Regions from separate parts of the Homo sapiens genome. Here region 1 is linked to region 2. Evidence: read pairs that join two places in POLR2A ChIA-PET (ENCODE). Cell type or tissue: A673. All regions are shown on one strand. Links, peaks and the distances in the headings refer to the core of each region. The heading gives the core; the rest is flanking DNA.

Region 1 (11,909 bases), core at 3,828-7,827, 530 kb before region 2:
ACATTTAATGAAAAAATACTGGTTCATTGGATTTGGATTGGATTCGATTGGATTGATTTTTCCTCCTTTAGCTGGTACTTCTTTCATTCTGTAAATACTGCCAAAATTGTGCATGTGTTGGTGGAGGCTGGCTAAGCAAATTGAATAATGAAGGGTACAGCCAGATAAAGTTTGCCTACACAGTTGAGGAGGGAAGTTTCCATATGCAGCTCATGTAACATTTCTAGGTACATTTTATTCAGGACAATAACTGTCTCTGAGGTTATCAGGATTTGGCTCTTCCTCTGGATGTTCATCATGGAAAAAAGAGTTTCTTCCCTAAAAATAGAGGACTAAGGTGGTAGCCATGTAGTTTAGGATTCCAGCCCAATATCACTTTTGATGAGAAACTGCTTCTACATAACACTACATAGACACTTTGGGAGAAATACAATGGTGCCCAGGGGCTCCAGCATTAACTGGTTATACCTGCTAAGCCTTTTATCCAAATCTTGCTCTCCATATCTGAGCACTGGTAGGAGGTTTCTTTACACAAGCCTCTGATTGCCTACTGTAAAGTCTGTTTTGAAGATTCAAATATCAAATAAATTGGAGTCTGTTCAACTGAAATGGCCAAATGTGGGTGCTGATTTCGGCCCTGATTAGTTTTACATCAGCCATTGTTCTGGAGTTTTCCTCAAAGCAGCCCCTTCTCTCAGGTGTACTAGAATGATAAAGGATTGTTTCCAGCATTTCCTCCTAAGAAAGATCTTATATAGGTGACAAATTGGGTTAATTTTTAAAAGCATTTTATTATGGAAAATTTAATCATATACTAAAGTAGAAAAAATACCATAACATGTACTCACTCACTCTCCTCCTCCATTCCTCCAGTGGATTATTTTAAAGCAAATCTTGAACATCAAACCATTTTATCCATAACTATTTCAATAGATACCTCTAAAAGATAAGGATTCCTTTTGTAAAACATAATAAAGAGACCATTATCACAACTAAAAATGTAATAACAATTCTTTTATATCACCAAATATTCAGGTAGTGTCCATATCTGGCCGAATTTGATACAGGTTTTCCTTGACCTCATTTGTCTTGCAGATCCCTTTGGGGATTTTCTCTGACAAAGTCTAGGTCCAATAATGTATAATGAGACAGATAATTTCATTCTCCAGAAGTTCTTCACGTGGATTCCCTGTGATAACACGCACACACACACACACGAACACAGAGCATTTTTATGGCAGTGAAAATACCCTGTATGATACTAAAATGGTGGATACGTGTTCTTATACATTTGTCCTAACTCATAGAATCTACAATACCAAGAGTAAGACTAATATAAACTATGGACTTTGAGTGATAATGTTGCATCACTGTAGGTTCATCAGTTGTATTAAATGTACAAATTTGTCAGGGAAGTTGATAACGGGAGAGGCTACGCATATAATAGAGCAGGAAGCATATGGGACATTTCTGTAACTTCTACTCAATTTTTCTGTGAACGTAAACTTCTCCCTAAAAAAAGCTAACGTCTTTGCAAAAAGCAGAGAGGAAATGCCTCCCAAGAGGTTTTGTGCCTTTGCTTCTACTGACAGCAAGAGCAAACTGCAGGACACAGAGCCTCCAGGATCTCTGTACATCTCTCGATACAGTTGGGCCAGTGACAGGGAGCATAGCCCTGCTGGTCATTCTGGAGTACGGCTTAGGCTTGCGGATTTAGCAAATTTAAAAAAAGACACCCAGTCAAGTTGGAATTTCAGATAAACAGCAAATAATATTTTAGTACACATTTGTCACAAATATTGCACAAGACATATGTATAATAAAAATGTCTAAAAATGTAATTATTTATTTGAAATTCTAATTTAACTGTACAACCTATGTTTTATCTCACAAACCTATGACAGGTGGCAGAGTGGGTTTAGCACAGGCAAAGAAATAACTAGAAGAACTCATGAGGCCATGGTTTCTTGCAGAGTTGAAAGTGCCTATAGGAAATGAAAGGCCTGGGAGAAATGAAGACAGGAGATTTAAAGGTGTTTTGGGGTGAGGAATTATAGCTCTTTTAATGCTTTCTGAAATAAGTAAAATTTAGAATTACTTTTTGAAGTGAGTTTGGTTGTTGAACATTTACTTTGAATATGACACCACTCTAAAACGGAATCAAAATTCTGAATGTGTGCGGTTTGTTTGTTTTTTGCCTCTCCAGAGTTGGGCTTCCTCAAAGTGGTTTGTGGGATAACCCTTTTTTTTCTTTGCAGAATCAAAGTAGAGGAAGAAAGTATTCCGATATTTGCTTAGATACTCAACATGCTCTCATTCTCTTCAGCTCCCACCACATTTCTAGTCTCTGTAAGAAACTTCTGTTTGAGTTTGTTATAAATTTTTATAGTATCCCAAATTTGTAAATATTCTTAGGCACCTCTTAATTTTTAACATACATGGAACCTCTATAAATGGAAGCAGGAAAAAAAAAGAAATGTCTCTAAACTCCCTTCATCTTCTTAAGGACCTGCTTACTGGTAATGAAGAAAGATTAAATGTGATTTCTAAGTCCTTGTGTGCGTAATATTCTATGGTTTGCAAAAGTCTTAGATGTAACTCTTCATTTGTAGAGTATTTGACAGTTCACAAAGCCTTTTCACATCGGGTTCAGTATCTAATTTGGTTTCCACAATAGTTCAATTGGGTAAGCATAGCACAGATGCACAGATTAAGAAGTTAAACCACTTGCTGTTGGTTATACAGCTAGTGGGTGGCAGATTCCAGACAACGATTCAGTTGTTTGCTTCCTAGTTGTTTTCCCCGTGATGCCACACTGACTCGGGTTACAGGATTTTTAAAAAGTACATTTAATACACACATTCTGACTCGCACTCCATTTGACATTTTGTTGTTGTTTAATTGCAGCTTATTTTTTTCCTGTTATTTTAAAGACTTCCTTTCCCATCAGAAAGCCATTTCCAAAAAAAAGAAATTCATAAAACTCAATACATCACAGGCACAGCATTTGCTAGCCTCTTTGCTATTTCTTTTGGAATATATTTTTCAGGCCTTTGCTTCATTATGAAATATCAAGCCAATTGCTGAATGCCATTCAAAATGAAAAGTTCTTTCTCACTCTGCTATCTTCAGAATAATTGGAAGCAAAAATGATGCAGGAATTGAAATAACTTATCTAAGGAATGCACCTGTTTTTCATATTTTAATGTCATTTATGACTCTTTAGAAAGAGTGAAAAGCAACTTCACCAATGCAATGGGTGTTCTTCCAGAGCAATTTTTTTTTTTTTTTTTTAGTTCAGGTAACAGGGTTTTAAGGCAATAAAAAATTAACATAAAATCCTCTTGAAGAAATGATGGAATTTTTCCAAAGAGCTAATTTTTGCCTTTAAAATTCTTTTTATATTTGCATTTCAATATGAATTCCCACTGGAGTGTTAAAAGCTAGTGAGTAAGGATTCCAGCTCATGGCAGTGAGTCTCTGGTTCACAGAGTTTCAGAACATCATCTGTCACTGCCAGGAAAGAGACATCTTAGAAGCTGGTACATAAACCTAGGTTTAGAGCTCTCTGAGTCATTATCCACTGACTTAAGGCTAACCTCTGGATAGAGAGGAAAAGGTTCACTTGTTATTTTGTTTCCAGTTGGGATAGGGATAGGATAGTTAAGAGCTGCCACAGAATTAATAAACATTAATGGTAGTTGATTGGGATGGATGAAATGTAGCAGAAGGACATTGCGGAGTGTGAGTTAATGATATTGAGTATGGTACTAACCAAACACTGGATTCCGATTTGTAACTTTATGTATTTATTTAATTGTCAGATAAAATTGTATATACAACATTATGTTTCAAAATATATGTACCTTGCAGGATGGATAAATCAAGTAATTAACATGTGCAATTTTTCACACAGTTGTCATTTTTATGGTGAGAACACTTAAAAATATACTCTGTTAGCATTTTCAAGAACACAATATATTTTTATTAACTATAGTCCCAATGTTGTACAATACATTGCTTGAACTTATTCCTGCTATCCAAGTGAAATTTCATAATCTTTGATCAACATCTTCCCATTAATATCATGATAGGGAGGGGCAAAGAGCACTCTTAAATCCCTGTCTTAGCTGTATAGTGAATAGTAGTCTTGACTGACTCTGGTGGTGGATAAATAGGCCTCAATTTCCTTGGAAAGGCATATTCTTTAAATGAATTCCTAGCTTAAAATTTGTCCTCAGTCCTATATTGAAACATCCATTTAGTAAACAGGATGTTATCAAGGAAGGAAACAAAACATAATATTCCTTTCCTTATTATTGAAAGGATAATAGTGATGCCCAATATGTCATGAATAGAGGAGGAAATTGGATTCTATTCTTAATTCATTGTTAATGACTAAGCTTCACAAAAATACTTAGTTTCCATTATACTTTCTTCTGTGTTAATTGTGGAAACAATGGGGTAAGTCTTCCTGTAGAAACCAATTATCTTACATGACACCTCTTAATTCTGTAATTCATTGATCCTCAGGAAGTTGAGAATTTGAAACCAGGTTTGGCAGTAAGCAGTTAATTAAAATTGTCTTAGTTTAATGGCAATGTTAATAACGTTGAAATCATCAAGAATAGAATATGGAAACATCACAACTAGATATAGATGTTTATCTGACTTTAAAGACTAAGTTCACTGGTAACTCTGTTTTATTGAGCACCTACTATGTGTCATGCACTGCTCTGACTGTCTCTATACATACAAGCTTGGAAGTGAGAGGAAGAATAAAAATTATCTGCTTGAATTCAGTTAAACAAACTATGTGAAAGAAGAGCAAGGAAGATGAATTCTGTCAAAAAGCAAGGTGATTTGCGAATCGCCAGTTGCATCCAATCAGTCAGCTGTTACTTGACTATTTTCAAAACAACTGAATGCAACCAACTGATTTAAAAATCACTAACACTCTGACTAAAGGTCAACTGATTGGTATAAATATAGCCTATTTTCCTTCTTTACATTGTTCTCTTACAGTTCAAACAGAACAAGAAAAAAAATATTTAGACCAGATTACATCATATAAAATTATGGTTAGTTTGCAAAATGGAAAAGTGGTTTTTAAGACTCACTGATTAAAAAGCAAACACTCCTAAGTGTAAAACAAAGTTTCTGATGACTTCTAGAAAAAGTATACAATACGTAAGTATTTTATCTTAATAAGGAATTTGTAATGAAGCTTAAATGCTTCATTACATTTGATTTTGCTTATTTTAAAATTATTATTTTTCTGTTGAAATACTGAAGTGCATGTGTAGAAATGAGAATATTTCCCCAAGTAACCTAACAATTACAGATTTAGGTCCTACTTTTGAGCTTAACACTCTGCTAGCCACTGTATACTGGAGAGTTTTCCTTTGCTTTCTTTTCTCTTTTCTTTTCTTCTTTCTTCTTCTTCTTTTTTTTTTTTTTTTTTGACAGAATCTCACTCTGTCACCCAGGCTGGATTACAGTGGTGTGATCTTGGCTCACTGCAACCTCCGCCTCCCAGGTTGAAGCGATTCTCCTGCCTCAGCCTCCCAAGTAGCTGGGACTACAGTCATGCGCCACCATGTCCAGTTAATTTTTTTTTTTTTTTGTATTTTTAGTAGAGATGGGGTTTTGCCATGTTGGCCAGGCTGGTCTCGAACTCCTGACCTCAAGTGATCCGCCTGTCTCGGCCTCCCAAAGTGCTGGAATTACAGGTATGAGCCACTGCGCTAGACCAAAGTTAATTTTCTTTATTGGTACTTTGCAATGACCAGTTAAATGAAGTATCTAGGCTTATATTTATTATAATGTTTTTCCGATAATGAAGAGAGAGAGAGAAAGAGAGAGAGAGAGAAGGAGAGAATGATCACCATTTCATTTAATAGGGAAAAGATAGCTAATTAAACTTGAAAGTAGTTTTCTTTTAACGGTTTTTAGTTCCTTTTTGAGAATGAAGGATTAAGTGTCCACAGGTAATTATCCTAACAGATATCTGTCATATAGCTTACTGGGAAGAGCTCATTGGAGTGAATCCTGGAGTTGAGTGTCAAAGAGGACCTAGGATCCATCCATACTAGAAAAGAGTACAGAACATTAGTTTGTCAAAGGCATTTAAAACTTGTCTTCTTTAATTCATTTCACAGTTAGGAAAATTGAGGTCCAAGGAGAAAATAAAATGTGTATGATATCATCCAGTAAGTTAGTTAATTAGTTAGGAGAGTCGGGCTAAAATCCGAGTCTCTAATCCCTAGTTCAGTATTTTTTCACCCAACATATGGTACCCATGGTGGTAAAATCCAGGTATGTCTGACCAGTGTGCTGAACTCTTCTGGCTTTTTGAGGAAATGAGATCATGCATCTTTGAATTATCACCTCTGTAAATTATTTGCTCTTTAAGAACTCTCATATGTTAATTAGTCTAATGTAGCCATGCCACAATATATACATATTTCATGAAGTCATGTTGCACACCATAAACATGTATAGTTTTTACTTGTGAATTAAAAAAGAACTCCTCAAATAGTACACATTTTTACATTTAGAATGACTGGCTTGCTGTGTGCTAGGTCAGAAGTTATTGGAATGAAAAAATGCTAGAAAATGATGAAAAAGGAACCATCTCAATCTTTGAAAGAGAAACCTCTTGTATTCCTTTGATTTATGGCATAAATTCCTTTAGAATTTATCAACAGGAGGAAGTAAACACTTGGGAAATCTTCTACTCTCAGTCTCTTCTGTCATAGTTGTTCACAAGGAAAATCCGATCCTAAATTTTTAGACATTCCTCCAGATTACCCAAGAACCAGTAACACTCTTTATGCTCTTCTAGATGTCAGGAGAACAAGTCTTTCAACTTTCCAACTAAAGTTTTTCAGCAATAGAGAAGAAATAAAATAACTCACTCTGATGAGCATCAACTAAGTGCTCTTTCTGTAGGTAATTGGCTTCCTGGAAGGTGAATCAGCACTCATTTAGCAATCCAAGGCTAAGTGGGTCTTGGCCAAGGGAAAATAAAATGTATCACATTTAGTGCTAAATTAAAGACAGGATTCACAAGCTGAGAACCCACATGAATCAGAAACATGAATCACAAAGCCTGTTCAGTTTATGGCAAATTGGCCCTGAAGACAAATAAATAATCAATCATTAATTTTCACACTCTGCTTTTGATAGACTTTTTTCATTTGAAGGCAATTGCTATTATAATAACAATAATGGCACCTTATAATTTTACTTTGCAAAGTGCTTTTCTGCCTGCTCCTCATAATTCTAATTTCTCTAAGTTCAGAGGGGAAAAATATGACTTTTTATAACTGATGCAAAATGACAATTCAAAGGAAATTCAAAGAGATACTAAAGCTCCAATTATATAGTGCCTAGCATAGAGTGATTATGTTTGAACCAGTATGGATAACATTTATCAGAAGCCAGAATTTTTTATGGGTTGTTTGGTGTGGTGCTGGCTCAGAAAAGGTGATGCTTTAATCCTGTGAATTATGTTATAGCAGGTTAAAAGTAACTTGTGTGCCTGTCAGTGATATATCAGTTCAACAGCAAGCAGGAACTGACTATCTTCTGGTTGGTTGTCACATATGCTAAACTCTGAAAATTCAAAGTCGAGTAAGACATTGGCCATGCCTTAGAGAGAGGAAGGACATTCTTTGTAGAAGGAATAGCAGATGCAGAGGTCCAGAGATACAAACAATCATGGTTTGTCTGGGGAAATACAAGAGTTTGTTATGAGCAGATCATCGAGTAAAAGGGGGGTGAAGGGAGTGAGGAAGTAACAGAAGATGAGGATAGGACCACACGATAGAGAGGCTTATGGGCTATGCTAAGGCACACAGATCTGAAGCCTAAAGAAGAATGAGCATCACTAAGGGATGTTAATATAGATGGTGACATGAATTGATTTCTTTTGCAGAAAGATCACTTGAGTGACTTATGGTTGATGGATTAGAGTTAACCCAATATTGGAGGTTATGGTAGTAATCCACTCAAGAGATGAAGACTTGGGCTTTGACAATAGAATTGGATATGAAAAGGAAAGGATAGTTTTGATGACCTTGACAGGTAAAATCAGAAAATATTGATGATTGAATGTGAGGGCTGAGGGAAAAGGAGATGTCAGAGTACCAAGGTAATCCAGTGGGTGATACTATATCCAAATATCGGCTCTTCATCTTACCCAAACTTGTTTCTACCTCAGTCTGCCCTGTCTCAGTAAATGACAATTCTATCTTTTCAGTTACTCAGCCCCAAAACATGAACTCATCCTTGACTTTTCTCATTCTCTCATGTTCCACAGCCCATCTGACAATAAATTTGGTTCCACCTTCAAAACATATACAGAATATGACCATTTCTCACCAACTGCACTGCTGCTACCGTTTCAAGCCATCATCATCTCTCATCTGGACTTTTACAACAGCCCTCTGTCTAGTTTCCTTGTACTCATTCTCACCTCAGAGCATATTCTCCGATACATTATCCAGACTGATTTATTTAAATATAAGTCAATCTAATCAGAGCATTATTTCTAATTACCAGGTTACAAAAATACATGAAGAAACACAACAAATGACACAAGGAAATAATCAGACAAAGCTTTCCAGGATAACTGGTTCAGGCTCTTCAATAAGTTAATGCCATAGGGAGAAAAAATGCGAGTTGGAGTACTGTTCTACATTAAAAGGTATGTGATAAGCAAAGCAATCAAGTCGATACATGGTCCTTGATTTGATTCTGGTTTAAACAAAACCACTATAAAAGAAATTATGGGGATGATTAGGGAAATATAAATATCAAGTAGGAATTAGAGTTGTTAGTTTTGGTAGCTATGATAATTATGCAGAAAAATATTTTACTTATAAGAGATATATACAGAAGTATTTTGGGATTAAATATCACGATATCTACACTTTAAAATACTTCAACAAAATATACGTGAAGAAATACACTATGGCATAACGTTAACGTGTTACTTCTAGCATAATGGATGTTTATTATGCTATTATTTAAACTTTTCTTTATATTTTAAATTTTTTTATGTCAATAAAAGTAGACCATATCTGGATACTCCTCTTCTCAAAATTCCTCCAGTGGCTTCCCATACCACTAAGAATACAATTCAATCCTTTTACAATGATCTGAACCTCTCTATCTCTTTGATTTCATCTTCTACCACTCTCTCCCTCATTCACCGTTCCAAGAAGACAGCTATCCTTGCCAAATACATCCCTTCCTCTGGGCCTTTGTGCCTGTTTTTCTAGCTGCCTGGATTATTTTTGTCTCGGATATCCACGTAACTCATAGTTTCACGTTATTCAGATTTCTATTTCCCTCATTAGTGAAGCCTTTCTGGACCATCCTTTACAAAATATCACCCCTTCCATCCACTCTTTCTGTGCCCTTACCTTACTTTATTTTCCTTCTTAACATTTATCACTACCTGATATATAATATTTGTATTTTCATTGTCTGCCTCTCCCCACCCCACACAAGCAGAAACTTGAATGTAAGCTAAATATTAGCAAAAGTTTGCCTGTTTTTTTATTGCTTTCTGCCATACATGGGTAGTGATGAAATAAATCTTTTTTGAATGAAATTAGTAAGTAAAGGTGTTTTGGTGGAAAGGCTAAGTTAAGTTTAGGGCATGCTCAGTTTGAGAACCTGTAGCATATTTAAGTGGAAATGTCTTGTTCTCTATTTAGCTTGGAGAAGTTGTGGTTTTAGATTTTGTGATGAGAAGATAAATAATTTTGCATTGGTAGTATCTACTTATTTTCATTGAAGAAGGGAGTAATGCCATCAACTAAAAATGGAACAAAGATTAAAATTAAAATCATGGAAGCTCATGTCTTCTCATTCTATGTACTTTCTTAAGTGATAAAAAGTGAAGAAAGACAGAAAGTCCCCTGAGAAAAAGAATATTTAAGGGGCAAAAAGACCAAGAGGAGGACATTTAAAAAACAAGAAAATGTGATTAGAAAAAAGGGAAGACAACCAGGATAATCTAGGTATTATGCAAACTGAGAAATATAATAATTTTTAATAGGATATCAGATACCAAATGCCCTAGCATTGGCCATGTAAAATAAAGACATATGAAGACACTTGTTGTCATATGAAGGCAAATGGGAGAAAGGTGAATTGGGGTGTTGGATCCTTAATTTCAGGAAAGAATAAGAGATACAGAAGTAAATATTCAATTTAGGATACTTTTTAAAAGAAATTTTCCTGAGAAGGAAAGAAAAAAGTAACTTAGGCAGAGGGGCTGTATACAGTGCTAAAGGAGTGACTTTTCTTTAGAATTAGAAGACATTTGAACATATTTTAATGCTGAGGGTGATAACATGATAGAGAGAAATAAATTGAAAATCAAATACTAAGAGAAAATATATGAAGAAACAAGCTTTAGGAAGAAACAACAGAGATGGCCCAAGTGAAGGGCTCAATAGGAAGAAAGACATGATTGTCTATACAATGGGAAAGAAGAATGGATGGGTACAGAGAAAAATCTGTAGGTAGAATACTGGTAAGACAAAGGATTTCATCCTAATTGATTCAATATTAATGTTATAGGAGTTTTTGAAAGTGAGGGAATTTGGAATTAGGTAGATAACTTGAGCAGAGAAGCCAAGATTTGGAACAGTTATTGTGAGAAATAGGGATGAACTAAAAATAAGTGAAGGTATTGATAAGCGCTATGAAGGATCCAACTGAAGTAAGAAATCATAGATTTGTAAAATGATTTGTACAAGGTTTTCTTTAGCAGTGCTCAGCTTTCTGGTTATAAAATTGAGGAGGGCAGACTGTATACTGAGAATTTGTGAGGCAGGTGCTGCAGCAGGGGCAGTATTGCATTGTGGTTAATTGTAAAGGTTTTAGTCACAGACCGGGCTTTGAGTTCTGGCCCTGCTAAGTGTATGAGCTCGGGCAATTTACATATCCTCCCAAACACTTAAGTTCCTCAACCTTAAAATAGGGGTAATAATAGTAACTATTTCATGGGGTTAGAAAAATTAGATGAATCACTGCAAATTGCCTGATACTTAGTATGCCTTCAGTAAATGTTACCTAAACACAGAAGAAAAATAAAACAGGGATAGGAGGAAGTTGAAAGAGCTGGTGAGACAGAAATCCACGTTATTGACCATGGGCTCCAGGCAGCATTGGGAACAAAATGAGACTTTGGTGGGTGTGGGGGTGTGTAAATTAGAGGCAAATGAAGGAGTCATGGATATGGAGTCTTTTATTGAGGCTGAAGAACAGTTGTAAAGGGAGTGAGAGAACTATACAATAGATAACTCTTTGAGACTGGTATTGACATTTCCAATTTTTTAAAATTAAATATTTATTAGTAGTTACAAAGTCTAGGGTAAGGTCCTACAGGCAATTGCCTGAAGTAAAAAGAAGTTGAAAGGCACTAACATAAGAAGATGCAAAAGTTTTTTTTGTTTGTTTGTTTTCCTTTTTTGAGACAGGGTCTCACTTTGCTGCCCAGGCTGGAGTGCAGTGGCAAGATCATGGCTCACTGCAGTCTCAACCTCCCGGGCTCAGGTGATCCTCCCATCTCAGCTTCCCGAGTAGCTAGGACTACAGGTGCATGCCACCACGGCCAGCTAATTTTTGTATTTTTTGTAGAGATGAGGTTTCACCATGTTTGCCCAGGCTGATCTCAAACTCCGGAGCTCAAGCGATCTGCCCGCCTTGGCTTCCCAAAATGCTGGGAATACAGGCACAAGCTACCACACTTTTCCCAAATAAAGTCACATTCACGGGTTCCAGGGGTTGAGACATGGACATATATTTTTGGGGGCCAACATTCAACCCACAACAGGCAGTGATTTGACAGTTAAAACATTGATGGCTAAATGTCTAACTACATT
Region 2 (11,909 bases), core at 2,696-6,695:
AAACCTACTGTATGATTTAAAGCTCCACAGTAAGAAATGGAGCCTTGATATATGCGTGTGTGGTGTGTGTGTGTGTATCTCTTAAAATGATTACTTAGAATGTGATCTCGATGAATTTGGTATATTGCTGTTCATAGGACACAGCACATGAATTATCTACTTTTTTTTTATTTCTTTTCAGGAAACACATGTGAACACCAGATCCAAAATATTTCTTCTCTGATTTGTACCCGGAGATGTTAAAAAGGGGAAAGAAACGTGACTGGATAGGCTCACTGGCAGCTAATCATGAACTTGCCTTCAATAATGCTCAACAGACCCATTTTCCTGAGGCACTCTGGAAAGCAGGGCAGCTTACATCCCCTAATTCCTTCCCCAAATATCAATTTGCACAATAACTTATGGGAATGTTTTATTGCAGATGATCACTATACACTAATGTCTGTTATTTGATTACAGTAAAGCCCTCTAGTTACACTTGCCTAATAGTTTCAAATAGAAGACTATGCATAAAAGAACAACTAGGATTTACTATAAAACTTTAATATCACAACAGTGACATAGAACTTTTGCAAAACAGTGAAGAACCATTCAGTATGAGGTTTTTTCATCCTCCATACCAACAAAGCTTTCTTCAATGGTAATTAAAAGTGACTTCCTCTCGAGGTTATAGATCGGCCATCAGCCCACGAAGCATTCCTAAAAGGTGGGAAACTCTTTACACTTATTGAGACCCTCGTCAATGGCATTGCTGTAGCCATACAACTCTTAAAAAGCTGCAGAGTATACTGCTTAGCATTCAGACCTAGTTTCCTTGGTTATTTTCTCAGCCGACAATTGGAATATTAATGCGAAATTATCAAAGGGTTTGAGAGAAATTCAGTAGAAATTGGAGAAAACAAAAAAAATTGTGAGAACTAAGTGTTTTAGCCTTGTGGAACATTTAGTAAGTCTCCAGAAATCTGTAAATTGCAAGAAAACATCAATCATCATTGAGGAGAAGCCTGCACTATTTGTGAGTTTATATTTTTATTACTCCTAATAAATAAAACATGTAATTAAAGGTTACGTAACATCTTGGAATCACCTTCTTTCAGTAATTGGAAATAAAACCTAATTATTTTTTATGTGTTTCTTTTTTAGGCTCACCATTATAGTCTCCAATTTGGTCTGAAACCATGGTTAAAAAGAAAGAACTAAAAGAAATCCCTTTACCCACCTGCGGAGGTATCTCAATGTTAAAATTCCACTAGTCTCAGAGTTATCAGTGTGTGTGTGGAGCAGGGAGCAGAAGTGAAAGCTTGTAATGATGAATTTTCATGGTATGAAACCACTCCTCTCTCTTGGGTTAAGACCGGTTCTTAAGAGTAGAGATAACATGCTATTTCTGGATCAGTGTGTGGGTGAGTAAATTTTCTGTGGGAAAAAAGTAATAAAATCCAAAGGATAGCCATAAATCTATCTAGATTTCCATGGAGATGACATTTGGATTATTCTTCAGATGGTGTCAACATTATTTGCCCTAGTTTACTATCTTAGACAGACTCATATTCAACTTCCTTTAGGTTAACCTGTGTAAACAGGATTATGTAGTGTGAATATATTTTGCATTTAATTCAGGATTTAGGAAAGCGTATTTATTTTTAAAATAAATAAAAACAGAATGTTAACAACATGCTGGCATATACTATTTATTTTGCAGTCACTTACTGTAAGTGCTGTCCTCATCTTTGGTGCCATCAATGGTTCCATCCGCCTGCAGCTGCAAGTGGTAGCCTTGTCGGCTGTATAGCTTGGTAACTATACCCTTAAGCTGAGGCTCTGCAAAGAGAACAATGATTTGGATCAATTGATAAATTGTGCCTATGTAGTTGAAAAGACTAGGAATTTCAATTTCTAATTTCATTTACAAATCTTAATGGAAAAAGTCAAACTACACTTTTAAGGTGTCTGGAAGAAAGAAAACAAACTCTGAGTTTCAGAATAAATTTTCAAACTAAAGAAACATTTTATTTCTATCTGGAAACATTGGTAAAGCTTCTGAAAGTGTCTATAGTTTCTGATAACCTGTCCTTTGGTTTACAGAGTGGAACTCTATCTCACTGAGTATTTGTAATGGGTTGGCAAATGGCTATTCTGCCTTTTGAAATTGTGCTACTTTTCATGTGAAAGGAAAAGGAGAAATAGAAAGATAATTCAGAGTTGTCTGCCAACCGACCAAGGACCAAAAACCCACTAGCAAAGATTTCCTTCAGAATGACCACAATTTGAATAAATAATCTCCTTTATTCTAAGAAGGTAGAAAATGCATAAATAACGTGGAACCCCATTAAGGAAACTGTATTTGGAAAATTGAGCCTTTTATACCAAAAAAGGGAGGAGGGAGATACAACCACCATTAACAAATCTTGTCATATTAATTATCATTAGTGAAAATGTGTGTGAAAAGAGCAGGGTTTTTGTTGGTAGGAAGGAAAAAATCAGTGCATACTAATTTTTCAAATTTCATATCAGAAGTATGATTATCAAAAATATGAGTTCTTAATTAAAATGATTTTCAATTATGAATAACCATAGATCAATCAAGTGTCTCATTTACCAATAACAGCCATGTTATCCAAAATTTTCTTTTACTGAATATAGACTCCTGCGCTGAAATAATATTTATGTGATTATTCGAGCCACATAAGCATGCTTTGCAACCACTTAAGCCTTTTTGAAACAAGCCTAATTTACAGTTAATGCATTAAAAACTTTGTGCAAACAGAAAACGTTATGTCTGCTTTTCCATCCCAGGGTGTAGCACACATAAATGGAGAAATAACAGATCGGTGACTCTTATTTTTTTTGTAATATTTATCTAGTAAAAGGCAGAAAAGAGTGTAAAAGATTCATTTGGTTAAGAATGGCAAATAAACTGCATGCTCGCCTGAAGGTCTGCCTTGACGCAACCTGACACCTAGAGCTGAATTTCCAGTCGCTGGAATATCGCGCTACTCCTACCACTGAAAATGTTCAAAAGCACCACAGTCTGGGTATGAGCTTAAATCCCCTCTTCAACACCGCATTTTAGTAGCATGTAACCGATTACACTAAGTCTAACCAAATCTCTCAGCTCTTTGCAACAAGGTTCTAGAAATCCCCCCTCCCCCCGCCCCAGCAAACATTTCGAAGCTGCACCACAAGTCAAGTCTGTCCCAAAAAGCTTAAAAGTCATCAAAGAAACGCAATGCCTAGACAGCAGAAGCCCACATCCCTTGGAGGTGGAAGCTGGAGGGGAAGGGTCTGAGGCAGAGATAAAAGCAAGAGAGGGATTCCCCAGGCTCTCCTGGGGACGGGAGGATGGTGTCTGCCCAGCTCTGCGCCTGCAATTTCCACGCCATACATATCACAGCCATGTCTGGGTCACGCCTGCCCAGAGCCCACCGGGCATGCACATATGTGACATGTCCGAAGCTGAGGGCAAGCCACCCAGGGCAGAGTATGCCCCCAGGCTCTGCGCCTGTCCCAGGGCAGTTGCAATGCAGCAAGCGTGTTACTGTTACGGAGGCAAGAAAGCCAGCGCCTTCCCACGCACGCACACAGGCTAGGTGGCCTCTTCTGCACAAGATGGGCCACCAACAAACTCACCTATGCTACATACCTGCTCCCCACCGCCCCCACCTCACTCGTAAAGTATGGGGAAAAGAAAGCAAAAGCCCTTTCCGACCTGGTCTTCTTCTGCGCCTCTTCTTGGAGCCGAAGAGTTTGACCCGGGAAAAGACATTTAACTTGTTTTTGTCGCAGCTGGTCTTGCCTTTGCTGGGGCTGCTGACACACTTGCAGGCGTTGGATTTCTCGCGCTCGCGGGCTTGCCTCTTCTGACGGATGAGCGAGCTGGCGATAGCCGCCGCCATGGCCACGACGCCCACCACCACCGCTTCTTTTGCTGCCCCTCTCTGGGTTCGCCTCCTCCTCCTTCTCCTCCGCTGCTTGTCCGCTGTCTCGCGACTTCGCCGCTTTGGTCTCCTTAGCCTGCGTTTGCCCGGGCTTCTCCGCACTCGGGCTTCAGCCAAGGAGGGGGCTCAGCATGCCGTCCGAGCTCCTCCGGCGGCGGTCCGGCTCCCGCGCGGGCTGCTGGCTGCCTGGGTCGGAGTCGACGCCACAGCCCCGGGCCCGGGATCGCGGGCGAGACTGGCACGCGGATGCTGAACTGCGCGACTGCGTGTGGTCGGCCCCTGCGCCCGGCGGACACCGTGCATGTCCAGCTGCTCCGGTCCGAATTTCGCCGGACCCCCTCGCCCTGTTGCCCTTCTGATGGGGGCCAGAGGAGGGAGGCGGGCGGAGGGAGTGAGCGCGGGCGGGAGAGAGGCCGGGAGCTCGGGCGGCCGGACGGAGGAGGGACGAGGCAGCGCGCGGGGGAGCGCGCCCTCGCCCTGGCCCCTCCGAGTCTTCGACTAGTCCTTGCAACTTCTTGGCGTGATAATCGGGAAAAGTTGGCCCGTGCCAGGTTTCCGACAGGGATCAAACAGGTAATGGCCTCGCATCTTCGCTGTTGCTGCTGCTCTGGGCGCGGCACAGTCGCAGCACAGGAATTCAGCCGCCGCAGGCACCCTCCGGAACAGCGCGACAGCCTCCTTGCAGCCCCCTCCCGCGACGGCCCCTCCCTCCCGGGGCTGAGCCCGTAGGCTCGGAGCCGCAGGCCGCCCCTCCCACCCCCACCCCCACCCCCACCCCCCCAAGTCCCCGGCCGCCCGTTCCGGCTAACACCTGTAGGGGCTTCCGCACTGCCCCAGTCGTCCAAATCCTTCTCCCCTCCTTTTCCCGAAAGGAGCTTCGGGAGGAAACAGTGATGGAGGAGGAACTGAGATGAGGTAGTTGGGCTGACGGAGCGGGGGTTTGCTCGGCATTGGGGGATGGAGTGGTGGGGGTGTTTCCTCAGTGTTTGAGCTGACCAGATTGTGCTCGGGCTGGAGCCCCTCAGAAGTTCGCCAGATCCCTGCCTCAGGCTTGGACGCACCAACAACCCGGAGAACCCTCACCCACCCGCGCAGAGGTATTTTGCTTGGCGACACTTGTAGCCATTCAGGGGAGGAGGCCAGAGTCCCCAGACGGGTTCAGCCCCAGCGGTAGCAGCAGAAGCAGACACTGCAGAGCTGCGCCCGCACACCACGCTGCCACCCAGTGGTTTTTGCTGACTTTTCATTTCAAGCCAATTTGTAGGGTCCAAAACCTGTTTTTCCTCTGCGCCCCCTCATCTGTCCGCTCAGATTTGGGATTCAAGCAGAGAGCTTGGGTCGTGTACCGTAAGCATTACGTATTTGGGAAATGCAGAGTCGAACCTCTCTATTTAAGCTGTGGCCCATCTCTAATCTCCTAACTTATTTTTTTCTGCTCCTCCAAAGTCAGGCAGCCTCCTTCCCTCCAATTCAGGAACCAGTCTGGCTTTTTGCTGGCCTCAGTCTATTAACAAGTTCTGTCCTCTCCCTGTGTTATATTTTATTCTGGAGGAAAAGAAAGAAGAGGTTTTGAGGCCAGAAATGCAGCAAAGAGAAATGGCCTGTCTACATCCCTACCTTCAAACAGACACAATTATTTGACTATTTTACTTGATTTCTGAGGCCAACTAGGAAGCAAAATAGAGCAGCTCTACTACCTGGCAGCCCTACACCGTCTTTACTGGACTCCTACATGGCACCCCCATCACCTCTTTTCAGAACTAATGTAGATGCAAAACCAGATGCTCAGCTTATCTTCAGACTCTAGCCCTTTTTTCCTTGCCTGACTACCCAACAAACAAGCTCGGACTCAGCAACACTGAAATGCTTTCAGGCTTCTTAGCCCATAAGAGCTGAATCACCGGACCCTTCTGTAGATTCCATTGCTTCACAGGGGAAGCTGTTGCTACCCCTCCTTCCACTTCTCTGCAATCTTGAAATGTCTCTTGCTCCATCAGAAGCACCACTGTGTGTCTGCAAGGCAGACTGGGGTAAAGGTTGCAGTGGGTTGAGACTGATAGTTACAGGAGAATGATGCCAAAGGGTCTGACATTTTCTACCTACTCTTTTGTGCTTTTGGCTTTCCCAAATGAAAAGGGAGGACAAGGTAGACGAGAGTTTTAACACCTCAAGTCTATTCAAGTATCCACTTCTTTAAAATTTGATTCATAGGGAAAAATAAATCCCTGAGGAATGACTGATTGATATTGATTCTGAAGAGTAGGAGGCTATTTCCTAGTTCAAAATGTTTGTGATTGTTGTTTAAATTCCAGATACCATGAAGGGAAATATCTTACATAAAGAGGGGTCAGGAGAAGCTTTGATCAAGCCCAAATATTTGGGGTGGGTGATGAACAGGTACAAGGTCTCTGCTTATTCTCTGCATGTTTTTACCTTCTGCCAAGCACCAACCCCAAGGGCCTTTTGTTCCTACTCTCATTTCTCTCTTGGGATCCTGACCCAGAGCAGGCATGCAAAAGCTAAAGAAGGATGAAGTTCTGATTCAGGAAGGGGATAGACCTTAGAAGAAGAGATGGTATTGAGAAAATCATAAGGGCTTTCCCACACCGTTTTTCCTCCACTTCTCCTCTCAGATAGCTCTCACTGTTTGCTTCTGCAAACACCATTCATAAGGTATTTTCAGGACGCCTGTAGAATTATTGGTGTGGACACTCTGTGGTACATATTAGAGGTAAACAGACTCAGAGAAGACTTCAGGAATATATAATAAGAATGGCGGGGGCATTTATTACAAATTTGCAAACACAAACTGTAAATACATCCTTTTGTTTCTAACTCCTGTCTACCATCCACATAAGCTCATGGAACCACTGGGCCAAGGCTGATAACCAGGTGATTCTACACGTGTTTGTAGATGTCCTTCTTGCTCTAATCCTTCTCTCCCTGATTAAATTGTATAATATTGAAAAATGAAGAGTATGGGGGAGGGGGAACGAGACTCTCCCTCTGTCACATGTTCCTGCCAACCCACAAAAGATATTTCTGTCTTTTTATATCCTGACCCCCTTGAATCTTTTGTTTTCATGAACAGGAAAATGCATGGCACATTATTAATGAGACTTGAGAAGGGGGCATCTCTCTGTGATCTGTCTGTCTACGGACCTCATTCATTCTCCTCTCTCTTCCACAAAGAGAACTCACAAAGGCCTGTGACCAGAGGGTAAATTCAATCTGGGGCAGAAAGTGAAAGAAAACCATTTTGAAATTGGGTCCAAATCATATTGCTCAATGAACTTAACCATTAATAATGCAGATATTGGCCAGGCGTAGTGCCTCACGCCTGTTATCCCAGAATTTTGGGAGGCTGAGGCAAGCAGATCACCTGAGGTCAGGAGTTTGAGACCAGCCTGGCCAACATGGTGAAACCCTGTCTCTACTAAAAATACAAAATTAGCCAGGCATGGTGGCGCCTGCCTGTAGTCCCAGCTTCTTGGGAGCCTGAGGCATGAGAATCGCTTGAACCCGGGAGGCGGAGGTTGCAGTGAGCCAAGATCAGGCCACCACACTCCAGCCTGGGCGATAAGAGCGAAACTCCACACACGCACACACGCGCGCGCACACACACACACACAAAGCAGATATGTTCGCGTTTTCCTAACTCTCATGTCTATTTCCCAGGTGCTTAAAATTTCAGAGACGAATGTGAATATTACTTTCAAATCTCCAACAGGAAACTATGCCAAAGTCACATCCATCTTGAGAAGGTATAATGAAAGAATTGCAGCCAATCCTAGAGAAGCATATTTTGCTTGTCTTTGCTGTCCCACTGCCATCCTGGGCCAATAGTACGACATTTGTGTAGGGGAAGTAATAAAGAATTCTCTTTTGACACCTATTTCCAAATCCCTTTTTCTCCAGTTTTGATTTGTTCCTAGCAGTTCACATTGTGGCCTTGCTATGGAACTTCCTGGATCTCCTCCATATTTGTAAATTTCAGTTATCTCTGCTTATCCCTGGTGGTTCAAACTCTTCTATGCTCTATTCTAAGGTAGGGTCTATTCTCCGTTGTTTCTCCCACGTGTCCGCTCTCCCATTGCATTGTCCACCAACCTCTCTTTTTGACCATGTTCAGAAAGAAAGCATTCTTAGCTTTTTTTTCTAACTCAACTCCCAAAGAGTTCTAGCCTGGCAGGCTGGAAACATATGTTTTAATCCTATCTCTGCCACTAATTGGCTGTGTGACCTTGAGTATGTCATTTCTCCATATTACAGGCCTCAATTTTCCCATCTTTAAAGTAATACTTAGACAAGATTGGCAGTTTTCACTTTGTATTCTTCAGCAATCTAAAAGTAATGAAAAGTAATAAAAGTTCCCTCGCCAATGTTTCAACAGTAGATTTCATCTATTTTAACTGTTTTCATTCAACTGTTTATTTCTCTTTCTCTTTTCATCTGTTTTATATAGTGGAGCTCATTGTATGATTTCTTACGTAAAAAATAAAAATGAAAAGATTCTGGTACTAAAAACAAAACGTTTGGAAACCTCCAGATGACATGTTCCTTAAAGTCCTTTTGGCTCTGGGAGCCTATGATTATTTTTCCCATATGTTCCTGTTCCTACTTCTTTATCTTCCCCTCTTCATACTTCCCATCTCTCTGTTCTCTTCCCACCCCATGAGAACATAAATTCTAAATTGGATTCCAAGGAAAAAATGCAAAAGTCCCTTTGATTCCACTCCTCGTGGGTTCACTTGAGAACTAGGTTTTAGCATTCTTTTCAGAGAGAGTTATGTGAGTTATCTGGGCATAGAATGCTGATCGTTCTCTGCCAATCTCTTTTGGCAGGCCTCAGAGGAGCTGTAAGGAAGCTGAGGGGACCTGCTCTCAAGAGGCATCTCCAGGAGAGAGACAGAAACCCAAACAGATGTGACTGTGATGAGTAAAAATGAGAGAACTCAGACAGCCTAATCGGGAGCAGCCTCAGTCCATTCTGAGCAGAAAGGAATTGGCTGTCTTTCTGAAATTCTGAAAATGAGAAATTTCAAACACCCTTCCTATGTGAAGATAAGCTCACTCAGAATCACTTGCCAGTTTGTTCTCCTTCTACACTAACAGTTCACCAAAATATCTGAGTGGGAAGTTACCTGGTCAAGGACTGATGATGAGCTCAAAGAAAGGAAATGTTGGCAGATTCAAATGCACCAACGTCGAGTAACACTGGGATCTCCCCATTCACTAAGTAAGGCAGCAGAGAGAGTATTTACGAGATGAGGTAGCCAAGTACCACCTTTTGTGGTCTAATTATGTACAAAGGCTCAGAGAAACAACTGGATAGAAATACAAATGAGGAGTTTAGAGAAAAGCTAACAGAATAGGCTCTTTTCAGCCAGCCAGGCACAGTGGCTCACACCTGTAATCCCAGCATTTTGGGAAGCTGAGGCAGAAGGATCCCTTGAGCCCAGGAGTTCCAGGCTGCAGCAAGCTATGATCCTGCCACTGCATTCCACCCTGGGTGACAGAGTAAGACCCTGCCTCTAAAAAAAAGAAAAATAAGAAAAAAGAAAGAAAAGAAATAGACACTTAACTCCAGGAAGAAAAATGCAATTTAAGGAAATCTTGTTAGTGTCACACTAGAATGCCAGGTAAAGAAAGAGTGACTACTGTATTCTGTTACATACCCTGACACATATATTAGCTGGCAAAGATTAGATCATTTAGGGGAGTTATACTTCAGAAACAAAGGTCTCCAGAACCATCCTTTTAGAAACTGATTGGCCTTCCTGAATTGCATTTAGAATGAAAATCCACAAGACCTTAGGCTTGCATCACACTAGGATGGTGGCTTGGTTTTCATTATGTCCTGTTTCTGAGATCATTCTCTAAATACTTAAGCTATAGAATTTACTGATGCTACCTCTGATTTATATTTAAAATCAATTGAGAAAACACTGATTAATTCTGATCCTTAAGAAGAAAAATCCTATAACCCACATACAAATTTCATTGTTCAGTCATAATTTATGAACATTAAAGCCATAAAACGCCCTGATGGTATTAATCATGTCTGTGAATTCAGCACTTCACCATTTAATTAGCCATGGCAGCTGCAACATCGAGAGTTCAAGGCCTCTGATTACCTGCTTGGCCATTTAATCAAGAAAACCTGGAGAGAAATAGCAGCTTTCTGGGGCGGAGGTTTCTCCCTTAATCTTGAGGAGAGAATACAAGGAAATGAGCTTAAGCTTTAATATGTGGGGATTTAAGTTTTGTACAAGGAAAACATTCTTTTCAGTGAGCGTTGTTAAATACTATGATTGATTGCTGATTTTTCTTCTATAAAACCTTTTATGAATACAACAAAAACCTTTTCTATCTAGCTAGGTATGTGGGTTGGTTTCCATTAAGACTATCATTCTGTCATAAAATCTACACGACTATTTGTATAACCATGACCTGCCACCAAGAAGTAATCACTAGGAGAGTGGAAAGGGGCAGTAACACCATTATGAGAAGGCAAAGGTCCCCTCTGATAGGGCATGGGGATTGCTAGTGTTTTTGTTGTTGTTGTTGTTGGTTTGTTTTGTTTTGTTTTGAGATCTGGTCTCTCTGTCACCCAGTCAGGAGTGCAGTGGCGTGATCAGCTCTCTGTAACCTCTAACTCCTGGGCTCAAGCCATGTCCCATCTCAGTCCCCAAGTAGCTGGGACTACGGGCACGTGCCACCACATTTAACTATTTTTTTTTTCTAAGGCTAAGGTCTCACTTTGTTGCCCAGGCTTGTCTCTATCTATCTCCTGGCTTCAAGTGATCCTCCCGCCTTGGCCTCCCAACGTGCTGGGAATTACAGGTGTGAGCCATAACACAAAGCTAATTGTTAGTGCTTTTGCCTTTGGAAGATCATACTGGATGAACTTGGAGCATGTGGATCAAGGCAGTCACATTCATTTCCTGAAGTTTCTCTCATCCAACTTGCAGAAAACACTTTGTAGACACAATAAATGTATTATTAATCAAATGGGTTGCTTCAGTGGTGACAGAGTGTCTAGAGCCAAGAAAAGCATCAGGTTCTCTAAGTGAATTTGATTCTGTTTTACTCAATAATATTTGAAGATCTTGAAGGAACAATTTCTATTTTATGAACTAAGTGATGGCTAACAAACATTAAGTGAGGTGCTTCTATGGTGAGACATTTATGGCAGGCTAAAAATGTACAAGAATCAGAGGCAAAATATCTGTAACACTGGGTTCATTTCTTGCCCAGTGAACTAGGTAACCTAAATGAAAAGCTAGGGGAAAAAATGATGGAGGATTTGAGGCAATGGCAGACAACCTAATTTTTCTGGATTTAAGCCAATTCAGGAAATAAAGTTACTGGAAGGTGACCTAAACTCAGTATTTGAGGAAAGGAATGCAGTGTGGGCAAATGATCTAGTGTCTGTTATTATTTAGCATATGGAGGCAAGATTCACAACCAGCATTAAGGAACACTGGATGGATTTCCTACTTGCCAATGGCACTGTTTGCTCCAATTTCCTATCAAGAATTTATATTTTTTAAAGCAACAGAGAGGTAATGGGAAAATACTTTAGTGTTCCCTCAGGATTAAGAGTCTTAACACATCTCTTTTCAGACACTGACCAAGATTTGGGGAGAAGAACCTGGTATATTCAGAGAAAATACTATCCTCCATATTCTAAGGAGGAGATGAAAGACAGGTTGATAACCCACCTGAGAACTGTGCAGATGCCCTAGATGATTTTTAAGCTCTCCCTTCTGCTTTAGATTTGTTTTTCCCAAAACTGGGGTTGGAAATGGTGATAACACTCAATAAATACTATGGTTATAGTTGGACAAGCAACTTGTTAAGTGCTATAACCTTAATCCCTTTAATCCTTACAACAACATGTAAGGTAGGTATTATCATTATTGCCATTGCAAAGGTGAGAAAAGTGAAGCCTGGAAAGACTAAGTG

Evidence for each region. Peaks named below come from ENCODE experiments on the same cell type or tissue, not always from the same donor. Only the 100,000 strongest peaks of a DNase experiment are listed, where the experiment ranks them.
Region 1: POLR2A ChIA-PET joins it to region 2 with 6 read pairs; 2 of 35 experiments call an interaction of 5 or more read pairs at or near these places.

The regions. Positions count from the first base shown.
Region 1 is chrX:138,177,251-138,189,159 of GRCh38, forward strand. No RefSeq gene overlaps it. Among named protein-coding and RNA genes, the nearest start is that of MIR504, 480 kb to the right of the region's middle. In A673, for the core only: no CTCF peak of the experiment used is centred there; no DNase peak of the experiment used is centred there.
Region 2 is chrX:138,707,108-138,719,016 of GRCh38, forward strand. It overlaps FGF13 (fibroblast growth factor 13), which reads right to left and starts at 4,610. Exons shown (of 5, transcript NM_004114.5): 1 at 3,710-4,610; 2 at 1,711-1,821. The coding sequence starts at 3,896. FGF13-AS1 (FGF13 antisense RNA 1) reads left to right here and starts at 5,000. Exons shown (of 3, transcript NR_038405.1): 1 at 5,000-5,035; 2 at 7,617-7,702; 3 at 8,784-9,498. In A673, for the core only: a CTCF peak has its summit at 5,154 (motif pointing left); a DNase peak (open chromatin) is centred at 5,104; H3K4me3 peaks cover 1,863 bases.